Linked DNA regions of Homo sapiens: region 2 is linked to region 1. A link is a contact called in ENCODE Hi-C or POLR2A ChIA-PET data. All regions are on one chromosome and are shown on one strand. The core of a region is the stretch at or near the end of the contact, and the rest is flanking DNA. Distances in the headings are between cores, read along the strand shown.

The links. Hi-C counts contacts between places; a loop is a spot of excess contacts on that map. ChIA-PET counts read pairs that join two places held with the same protein, here RNA polymerase II (POLR2A). Pooled maps may share reads with other maps.
Region 2: a map of CD14-positive monocyte shows a loop between it and region 1 (2.8-fold over the local background). The contact joins two enhancer-like sites. A Hi-C loop is called at or near these places in 4 of 168 maps with a recorded cell type or tissue (CD14-positive monocyte, mucosa of descending colon and naive thymus-derived CD4-positive, alpha-beta T cell) and 9 of 50 pooled maps. POLR2A ChIA-PET finds 5 or more read pairs at or near these places in 9 of 52 experiments (CD4-positive, alpha-beta memory T cell, T-cell, activated CD4-positive, alpha-beta T cell and 4 more).

What each region holds. Positions count from the first base shown.
Region 1 is chr3:31,263,870-31,268,530 of GRCh38, reverse strand. No RefSeq gene overlaps it. Among named protein-coding and RNA genes, the nearest start is that of MIR466, 100 kb to the right of the region's middle. Within about 2 kb of position 2,715, at least 2 of the 41 ENCODE cell types and tissues checked have a DNase peak (open chromatin) inside an H3K27ac peak, as active enhancers do; they include CD14-positive monocyte, where a contact is called at or near this core.
Region 2 is chr3:31,230,378-31,235,038 of GRCh38, reverse strand. No RefSeq gene overlaps it. Among named protein-coding and RNA genes, the nearest start is that of MIR466, 71 kb to the right of the region's middle. Within about 2 kb of position 2,503, at least 7 of the 41 ENCODE cell types and tissues checked have a DNase peak (open chromatin) inside an H3K27ac peak, as active enhancers do; they include CD14-positive monocyte, where a contact is called at or near this core.

The sequences.
Region 1 (4,661 bases), core at 1,466-3,965:
CTTCTCAGAAGCTGGAGTAGTGAACTCTTCCTTGCCTCAGAAGGCTGTTCTAGAGTTAATGAATTAATATCAGCATCGCTTTGAACTCTCCATTGTTGGAGAAGGATGTTATAAAGATAAACTATTGCTTATTATTATTTTTAGACATTGCCTGAAGGGAGATCAGACAGCACCATCAGCAGCAGGCCTGCAGCAATCTACTTAAACTGGAGCTTTCTTCCTCAAACAGCCTGCTCCTTGATTTGAAATCATAGGAGCACACGAGGGAAGAATGGTTCTGCAGCTCAGGGTGACAGAAGAATAGAAAATAAGTGGTCTTTCCAGAATATTTATGGGTCACTTTATGTTTCCCAGTGCGTACAGGGAGGCATGTTGCAAAAAAGACATGTTTAAATCAATACTTGGGATATTTTTTGCAGGGCTCACAGTGATTTAGGTTTTTAAAATATATGTAATGCCATATTTCTAACACACTGGGAGACAGAATCCACTCGGTTCTTTTATCCAGGATGGTAAATCACAGAGCTGTTATAGAGATGTGAAGTGGGCATTAAGTAAAACACAAGTAGGCAGAGATGAACCCTTCTGAAGTGTCATTATCTATTTCAGTTTTTAAAATGAAATTGGGTTTTCCTGTTTAGCCTGAAGTATGGTTTCCCATCTCTAGATATACAAGCTCTTCACAGTGGGTGGGGAGGGGAATGGTGTATGTATATATGAGGGAGTGAATAGGAATTGAGGGCGGGGAAGGACTGGAGAGAAGAAAAGCCCCTTTCTTATACAGTGTGAAGTTAAAAATAAAGTTGGCTTGTGTAGAGAAGTTATAGGTTCTAGGGGGTGAGGATGGGGCAAGATTACACAGAGGCGGTTAGTTAACTGAGCTTAGGAAAACTGAAGAAAATCTGCCTGTTGGGAATGCAATTAATAGGTGCAGATGACTGATGGGGCCACACATTACATGTACAGAGGAAACACAAAGGAATGGGAGTGTGTAGATCTGATTTCAAGTACAGGTTTGCTAACAACCAACCATGAGTTGGACCAATTTACTTAACTCTCTCATTTTAGATTTTTCCCTCAATAAAATGAGAAGATGCACACACAAAAGATAAATAAAGTTGGCTTGTGACAAGCTGCATCAAACTTGTTTCAAAAATCTTCATTAGGTACCTAACAAAAAAGAAAATCCAAATAGCCAATACAATTGTGACAAGGTGCCTAACATTATCAGTCATCGGAAAAATACAAATTTAAACCACAAAGAGATACCGCTACACATCCATTAGAGAGCTCAAATTAAAAGGAGTAACAATACCAAATCTTGGTGAGGATATAAAGTAGACCTCTCAGACATTGCTGGTAGGTGTGCCCATTGGTAAAACTGCTTGTACCAATGAAAGCATTTGGAGGTATACTAAAGCTGCACATGTGCCTATTCTATGGCTTAGCACTTCCATTCTTTATATCCACTTGAAGACATGTATAAGACTGTTCATATCACCATTATTCATAATAGCCAAAACAGGAAAACAACTCAAATATCTATTAACATATAATGGATAAACAAATTGAGGTAAATTTACACATTACACATCAACAAGAAAAAACAAATTATTGCTATACACAGTTTGGATGAATCTCACAAATATAATGTTGAGCAAATTAAACCATATTCAAGGGAGCATTTATTTTACGGTTTCATTATATGAAGTTCAAACAAGCAAAAGTAATCAATGGTGATAGAAATAAGACCAGTGGTTACTTTTAGGAATAGTGTTGATTAGGAGGGGCCTGGGAGAACCTTAAGGAATGCTAGAGATGATCTATGTTTCAACTTAAGTGGTAGTTGCACATGTATAAACATATGTAAAACTTTACTGAGATTTACATTTCAGATTTGTGCTTATTAATATGTCAATTAAATATGTCAGTCAAAAACGAAAAAAAGTTAAACCCCATTTGGCTCTAAATTACTGTGAATTAGACCCTACTAGTGTTTTCTGGGGAAAGGAGACTTGCCTGTGTCTTTCCATTACATTGTGAGCTCCTTGAGGGACGGTAGGGACTATTTAATTTTATTGCTGAATCCACAATGTCTAGGGGCACTACATGTCTGTTCATTAACTTTACTAAATGTTTAGGACCTGGTGAGCACCCAGATTGAGGTGAAGTTAATGACATTTGACATATTTCTTCCTTTTACAAAATGAGTAGTTTTTATTTCTCAAGTCGTGTTCCTTCTTACGGCCTTTAGAAAAGGGTGGAGCTGCTCAATGGACTCTTCCTCTTATAAATAGTAAAGAGGAACTAAGGATTAACACTACCCTTCCACTGGAGGCAGTGTATTATGTCAGAAGAATATGGGCTTTAGAATCAAACAAATTAGGGGCAGACTCCTAGCCCCACCACTCCCAGCTTTGTCTAAAATGAGTTTAATGATATTTATATGACAGGGTTATGATATGCGTTAAATTTCTAATTTTGAGAAAGCAGTTGGTATAATGTGCCTAGCATGTAGTAGGTGCTTAGTTAATACTAATCTTGTCATTCTTTTGTTGTCTTATTTTCCAGAATCAGATTTGAGATGCTAGCCTGCAAAAATGTCACTTCCTGGCATTTTTGCCACGTAGTCTAACATCTCAAATCTGATTATGGAAAATAATACCAGGAAGTGATATTTTGTTTTTATTGTTGAGTCATAGCAACCTCCCAATTTCAGAGCGGACACTTCCACTGTAGCTATTGTATCTAGCTTTAAGTTCAGTGGACACTTCCACTCTGAAATTCTGCTCATTATCTTGCCTGCATAAGACAGAAAACAATTCCCAATTGTCCTGTGAGAATTACCAAAACTCTTAACAGAGGACAAAGAATCCCTTCAAGGTAATGATGAGGGTAAGGAAGTCTGACAGTAAAATTATTTCTATATCTCTTCATGTATTTCCTCAGAGCTTTTATATCTGCCCACTTTAAAAGTTACTCCAAATCATTTACTGGACACTTTGGGGGCAGTGCATTAACTAAAATCAAGTGCATAGAACATGTTCCAAATCCATCAAGATGAAAAGATATAAATCTACACCTGTGCCAGCTGAGCTTCAAAATCCTTTCCCCATGATTTCCTCATATCTCCCCAAAGATCAATGGTAAGTTGTTAAAATGAAATCAGATAGAAGGAATGGGCTCCTAGTTTTAATTCGAGGGGAAAAGGAAACGTTAAACCATATGTAATTATGAGGTCAATTGCCCTGAGTTTGGACGTTTTTATAATACTAATGAAGGTTAAAGAGGCTGGGTTATGGAGATTCAAGAAAATGAGAATCTCACGTTAATGGTTCTTGGGGACTACTCAGTTTTGCTCAGGCCCAGAAGTAGAAGAATAAAATAAGATGTGACAACCTGTGAAGGTTGTTGAGCAATGTAATGTTCTTAACTTGTATAGTCTTAACTCCTGTCAAATTTTTTTCTTAGCCAACAATTGCATAGACAAATATTTTCTAAACTCTTCCTTATGGAAAATGTGCCCTACCTGTTTCTGTGAAACCAGCATCCCATGCACAAGGAAGTTTGGGCATCCCAGCACACCTTGTCTACTTCTTGGAGATTTAGATTTACAAACATGCAATAAAGAAATTTTCTTTGTTGCTAAATCAGCGTTTCTCTGAATGATTTGAATCCCAGAGTCCTATTTTAAGAGTAATGGCCCACGGAATACAGTGTGGAAAATGTTGACATATACAGGCTGTCAGTGACTGAAACCTAAAACTAAAAGTATCCTTCCTCGCAAATGTCAGTATTATACTTGGTTTTCCAGAGCTTTTTAGAATCTGTTCAATTAAGATTGTAAACTAGTACAATTTACACTCAATATGTTATCTCTAGAACTTAAAGTCTATCATCAATTCCATATGAAACTTACTATATTTTCTCTATTTATTTTAATAAAGCCTAATATCCTAAATTCAATTATGTAAAAAAAAGTAAGGTTGAAATTTGCAATCTTATGTTCACTGAAAGTATTCTCTTATTAGCATAGGTTCCTATGCCTATTTCATATGTTTAGGTCCAGGTCGGTGTACACGTGTCTTTTCCAGAGTATATAATTCTTTTTGTTCTGATTTCTCATATGGTCTCTTCCACTGTGGATGGCCCAACATAGTAACAAGATTATGGCTTTAGAGTGGGACTGATGGTTTGAATTCAAGCTCTAAGCCAAGTTACTCCAACCCTCTTGGCCTCAATGCTCCCATTTTTAAAGTCTGGGTACTAAAATTTACCTTGCACAGTTGTAAGGATTCAATGAGATTTTCTCTGTCTCTCTGTCAGTTTGACATCATTCTCCATGGCACACAATTGTTGAATACATGTTGGTTCCACTCCCTTCTGTAGTTGGAGTTGATGACCTTTTAAATGTGTCTGTTCCTTTCATTTTAATGATCTAATACCACACAAACACACACTGAATCAACGTTTGCTTTTGCTAAAAACAGCCATTACTGAGTACATATTGCTTGATATGTAACTGACAAAGAGTAGCTTAGATTTGTTTTCTGCCCTTAGTATTTTTTATAATTTTGTGGCTATAACTTACAAAAGTCATCTTGGTCCTAAAATTGTAGGTCACTATTAAATGTCATGCTTATCTACTTCAAGTTGCCTTA
Region 2 (4,661 bases), core at 1,254-3,753, 33 kb after region 1:
TTACATTTGTGATCACCATTGAGCCTCAACAATGTTTTGAGGTAGAAAAAAATGGTTATCTCCACTTATGATAGAAAAACCCAAATTCAGAGAGATTACTGGCCCTAAGATCCTAAAGCTGGAAAATGAAATCTTTCACCCAGCAAGTCTAGCACTGTCTGCATTATATTATCCTCTTTCTTTAAATGATAAGTAACTGCCTCTAGTTCTCCCCTTTGATGCTGAAGTGAATTGACTCAGAAATGTTAAAATATGCACAACAATTCTTGATTAAATGCTCACTATACCCCACGTACTGTGCTAAATGCATCACAGCCAGAATATCATCTAATCCTCACCCAACTCTACTAGGTAAGTATCTGTGTCTTTCTTTAGAGATGAAACAAACTGAGGTTCAGAGAGGTTAATAACTTGCCCAAGGACACACAGAGTTCAAGCATTCAACTGCAATTCTATACTGCTAGCCTCAGAAAATACTAGTGACTGAGAGCCAGCAATACCACTGCACAAGGCAGAGGACTGCTTTTTCATGGTTGGATAGAAGAAAGGGGAAGCTGCCTCTGGCCTCTGGAATCAAGGGTTGCTTCACTTCAGCTTACTGCACTGACCGAGAGTTTATTTCTATAATTTCAAGAGGAGAGTTGTAAACCCAGTGCGGTGGAGGTTGCTGGGGATACAGTAGAGGAGCAATGGAACGTTTCATAAGTGCATGGTAGAACATGCATGGCTCTCACGCTCCTGCCCTAGTCCTGCCGCCTGCTGCGTGTGAAGTGTCCCCTCCCACTGCATTGCCCCCTTGTGAGGCAGGTACAGCTGGGAGCTAGACTCTTATGCTTGCCACATCACCTCTGACTTTAGCTGTGGCTGGGGTGCACAGTTCAGAGCCCAGCTTTGTGCTTCCTGCCCAGAGTGTCTGGCTTCCAGCACATATCTTATATTTCTGCTTTCTGTCCCAGGGATTCCCTGATACCAGGGATGCCTGAGGGAGCTCAGAAGACCCATACATCATTGGAGAGGGGGCAGAAGAACTCTGGGGAAATGCTCTTTCACCTCTCCTTGTGAGAGCACAGTGGCAACCCCCACAATAAACCTTTATTTTGTCTTTTTTTTTTTCTGTTGCTGTACCCCATTCTTTGCTCCTTGGGATCACCTTAGAAATAACCTACCTGCATCTAGATTCTTGTCTCAGGTCATGCTATTGGGAGGAACTCAAACTAAGAAAACATATTTCTTTTCTAACAGCCTTTATGGTGTCATTCACACGTTATGTCTTCTAAACAGGGTGGCCAAATTGTGTGGTAATTATGGTCTGCATTTGAATTCTGGCTTCTGTGAGATCTTGAACAAGTTACATAACTTCTCTGAACCTCAGTGTCTTATTTGCAAAAGGAGAATTGAAGTAATACCTTCTTCACTGTGTATTTTTGTTGTTGTTGTTGTTGAGATGGAGTCTCGCTCTGTCTCTCAGGTTGGAGTGCAGTGGCGCGATCTCGGCTCACTGCAAGCTCCGCCTCTCGGGTTCAGGCCATTCTCCTGCCTCAGCCTCCGGAGCAGCTGGGACTACAGGCACCCGCCACCAAGCCCGGCTAATTTTTTGTATTTTTAGTAGAGACGGGTTTCCCCATGTTAGCCAGGATGGTCTCGATCTCCTGACCTCGTGATCCGCCCGCCTTGGCCTCCCAAAGTGCTGGGACTACAGGCGTGAGCCACCGCACCTGGCCAAATTTTATGTGTGTTAAATGCATGGGGCAGTGTCTAGTGTTCAGTAAATGCCAGTGTTGGTCCAGTTACTGTCTACTATGGTAATAAACACAGGTTTTGGAGTGGGAGGGGTTTGTCTGCATCCAGTGTCATTTACTTGGTGTCCTGTAGCCTTTGGTAAGTTTCCTTTCTTTGTCTCCCTTATGTATACAACGAGGCTAATAAGACTGGCTACATCATGGGGTGTAAGAGTTAGCTAATACATAGTCTGGTGCATAATAGCAGGATTTCAGTATTAAATGTAGCTGTTATTGAAATAACAGTTTCTAGTTGGATTTAATGGCTTCCTCCTCTGTAATCTTTTCATACTTCCTCATATAACTTCTAATGGAGTTACTGCGCACTTCCCTGTCTCTCCCCCAAGACTATGAGCTTCTTAAGGGAAGGGGTTATGAGTCATTTCTCCCTGAAGCATCTGGTATTGTACCATGACTTTCAGGCAAGACGATTAAAGACAGTTTTAGTAGAGAGTCAGAAGAAGCGCTTTTGGGAAGCACTCTAGTTTGGCTACCTCAGTGAATAAGAAAACTGTAGTTCCAGAGTTCCAGAAACATTAACTGAGCACTGGCAAATGCCATTGACAGGGCAGGCAGAAGGCAAATGAGAAGTAGCTGAGAGGAACTGGCCTCATTCGGCTAGTGGCTTAAGGCGGTCTTGGTTAAAGAGGCTTTTCCTGGAGAGGCAACAGGGTTGTGGAAGCGGAAGTGCTAGCCACTAGTGTTGGTGAAAGTCAGATGCATCTTCTAGGAAGCACTTAAGGCTTTTCAGAGGCAGGATTGTCAGCTCAACCATGGCTTTCCCTGAAAAAGAGACCGAGGGCATGCAGGGGAGCTGGAGGGGGGCCTCTGTGTGACACCTGGGCATGGGGCTGTCCTGGCCGTGAGGGGTGGGGTGAGGGCGGAGGGTCAGAGGAAGCTCTCTCTAACCTTATTTCCCTTTAGTTTCTCATGGGACTACACCCTCAACATCAAGTCAGATGAGGGCAAACATGCCCTGGAGAGAGGAAATCACAGAATTTGGTTGTGTGGCTGAAGAGGGTAGTACAAGGGTGGAGAGGGACAGCAGCGTGGACTGGCAGGTAGCAGAGAGCTGGGTCTGCAGAAGAACTTCGGCATCTGCTCGGGGCTGACAAGAGGAGTTGGCTTCTTTGCTATCTGTCCTGCATAGCTGACCAGCAGGCCAAACTTACTGCAGCTTGTGGCTGGAGTGTTAGCCCTGATTTGCCTCAAGGATTCCAAGGGAGATTCATTTCCTCCTATTTTCTCTTGGGCCTCCATTCCCCTCAACACAAACCTTCTCAGCTAATCCCTCTGTGCTGGCTTCAGAAGAAACTGAGAGATTGGTGGCAAGGAGGGTTGGAAGCCAGAGGTGGTTTCTCCAAGTTGGGGATTGTGGTGTTTGAGGCATTGCCTTCCGTCTTTGGGGCAGACTGGGAACTTTGGTAGGGGGTAGCTGAGAACTGCTGCTCTACTTCATCTCTGATCATAGTGGAAACACAGGGATGGGACGTGGCTAAGGGGTCATCTTATCCAGACACCTATGCAATGCAGGATTCCACTTAATGGCTTCTTGTACAATGACTTAAGGCTCACTCCCTCTGGAAATTATCTTGGCTGAATATTTCCACCCTGCCCCCCCTCCCTCCAACAACTCTTTTCAGTTTCTTCTTACCCATCTGGCCACTCCTTAGTTTCCCCCCAATTTCCTTTTGCATGTTGGTGTTGCTGGATCTTTGTCCTTGGTCTTCCCACTGACTTCAACTGCCTCTTACAGATCCATGACCTCCAGTTCTATAGTGCCAGTCCTGATTACTCTGTTCCCTGGATGTCCTTTATGCCTCCAAACATGGCACAGCCAAAACTCCTCCCCCAGATGTTCCTCTTCTGAATTCCCCAGCTCAGTGAATGGAGTCATTTTTCACCCAGTTTGCCTAGTCCAAAATCTGGGTGCAATCAGCTACTCTCTTAAATACCGCCCCGCCTCCCCCCCACCCCCCACTGACCCCACCGCTGCCCCCTGACCCTCACCCCCAATAGTCTCACACACTCCCCAGCACCTCCACAGATACATGTCACCAGATGTGCTGATTAATTTCCAGGTGCCCTCCAGGCCCATCTCCCTCCTTGTCCTCCCTGCTCTGTGCCCCAGGAGGCTGACTTCTGGGCTGCGTCATCCAGGATCTATTGCCCTCCTGTTCTGGGTTGGGTTCTGTCAATGGGAGGTCCTGGGAAGATAAATAAGTTGATGCATTTATTATTCCTGCCCCTTCCCTACTGGGCTGTGGTTTGGCAGTGACTGCATTTCTTCCCCTAAGGTCTTGGCTCCTGTGAGCCTGCCCTCTCCCAGGAGTTCAGTCCTTTCTAAGTTCCAATAACCACTGCCTCCCCTTGCCCCTTCAGGTCTAGGGCTGGTAACAGCTTCCTGCTGTTGTTAGTGCTTCTGTGTGATTGTCCCTTTTGGTGCTTGTAACCCTGCCTACACTTTTCTGTGTATTGTCCCTTTAGTAAACTTTCTGCAGCTATATCTTTAAGCACCCTGGATGTTTCTTGCTAGGATGCTGCCAGATATATCAGGTCATGACATTACTATCTCCTTCATCTTCTTCAACTCTAACTTTGACTATTTAAAAAACAGGAAACTGGTTTTCTAAAACGAAATCACAAACAGTTCCAGGCAATAGTTCCAGCCACATGCCTCATTATTGTATCTGACCTGACTGTCTTGTGGTTCTTCTCATCAGTATGACGTAGAATTATTAGTCCCATACTTTGGCTTTGTTTCCTGCCTCAGGTAGCATTGATGGCCCTCCATACTTCCCTTCAAGTTTCCTACAGGGTGTTCACATGTACTCATTCCCTTGGATGCTTGCCTTCTCTGTAATATACAAAGTATGGGGCATG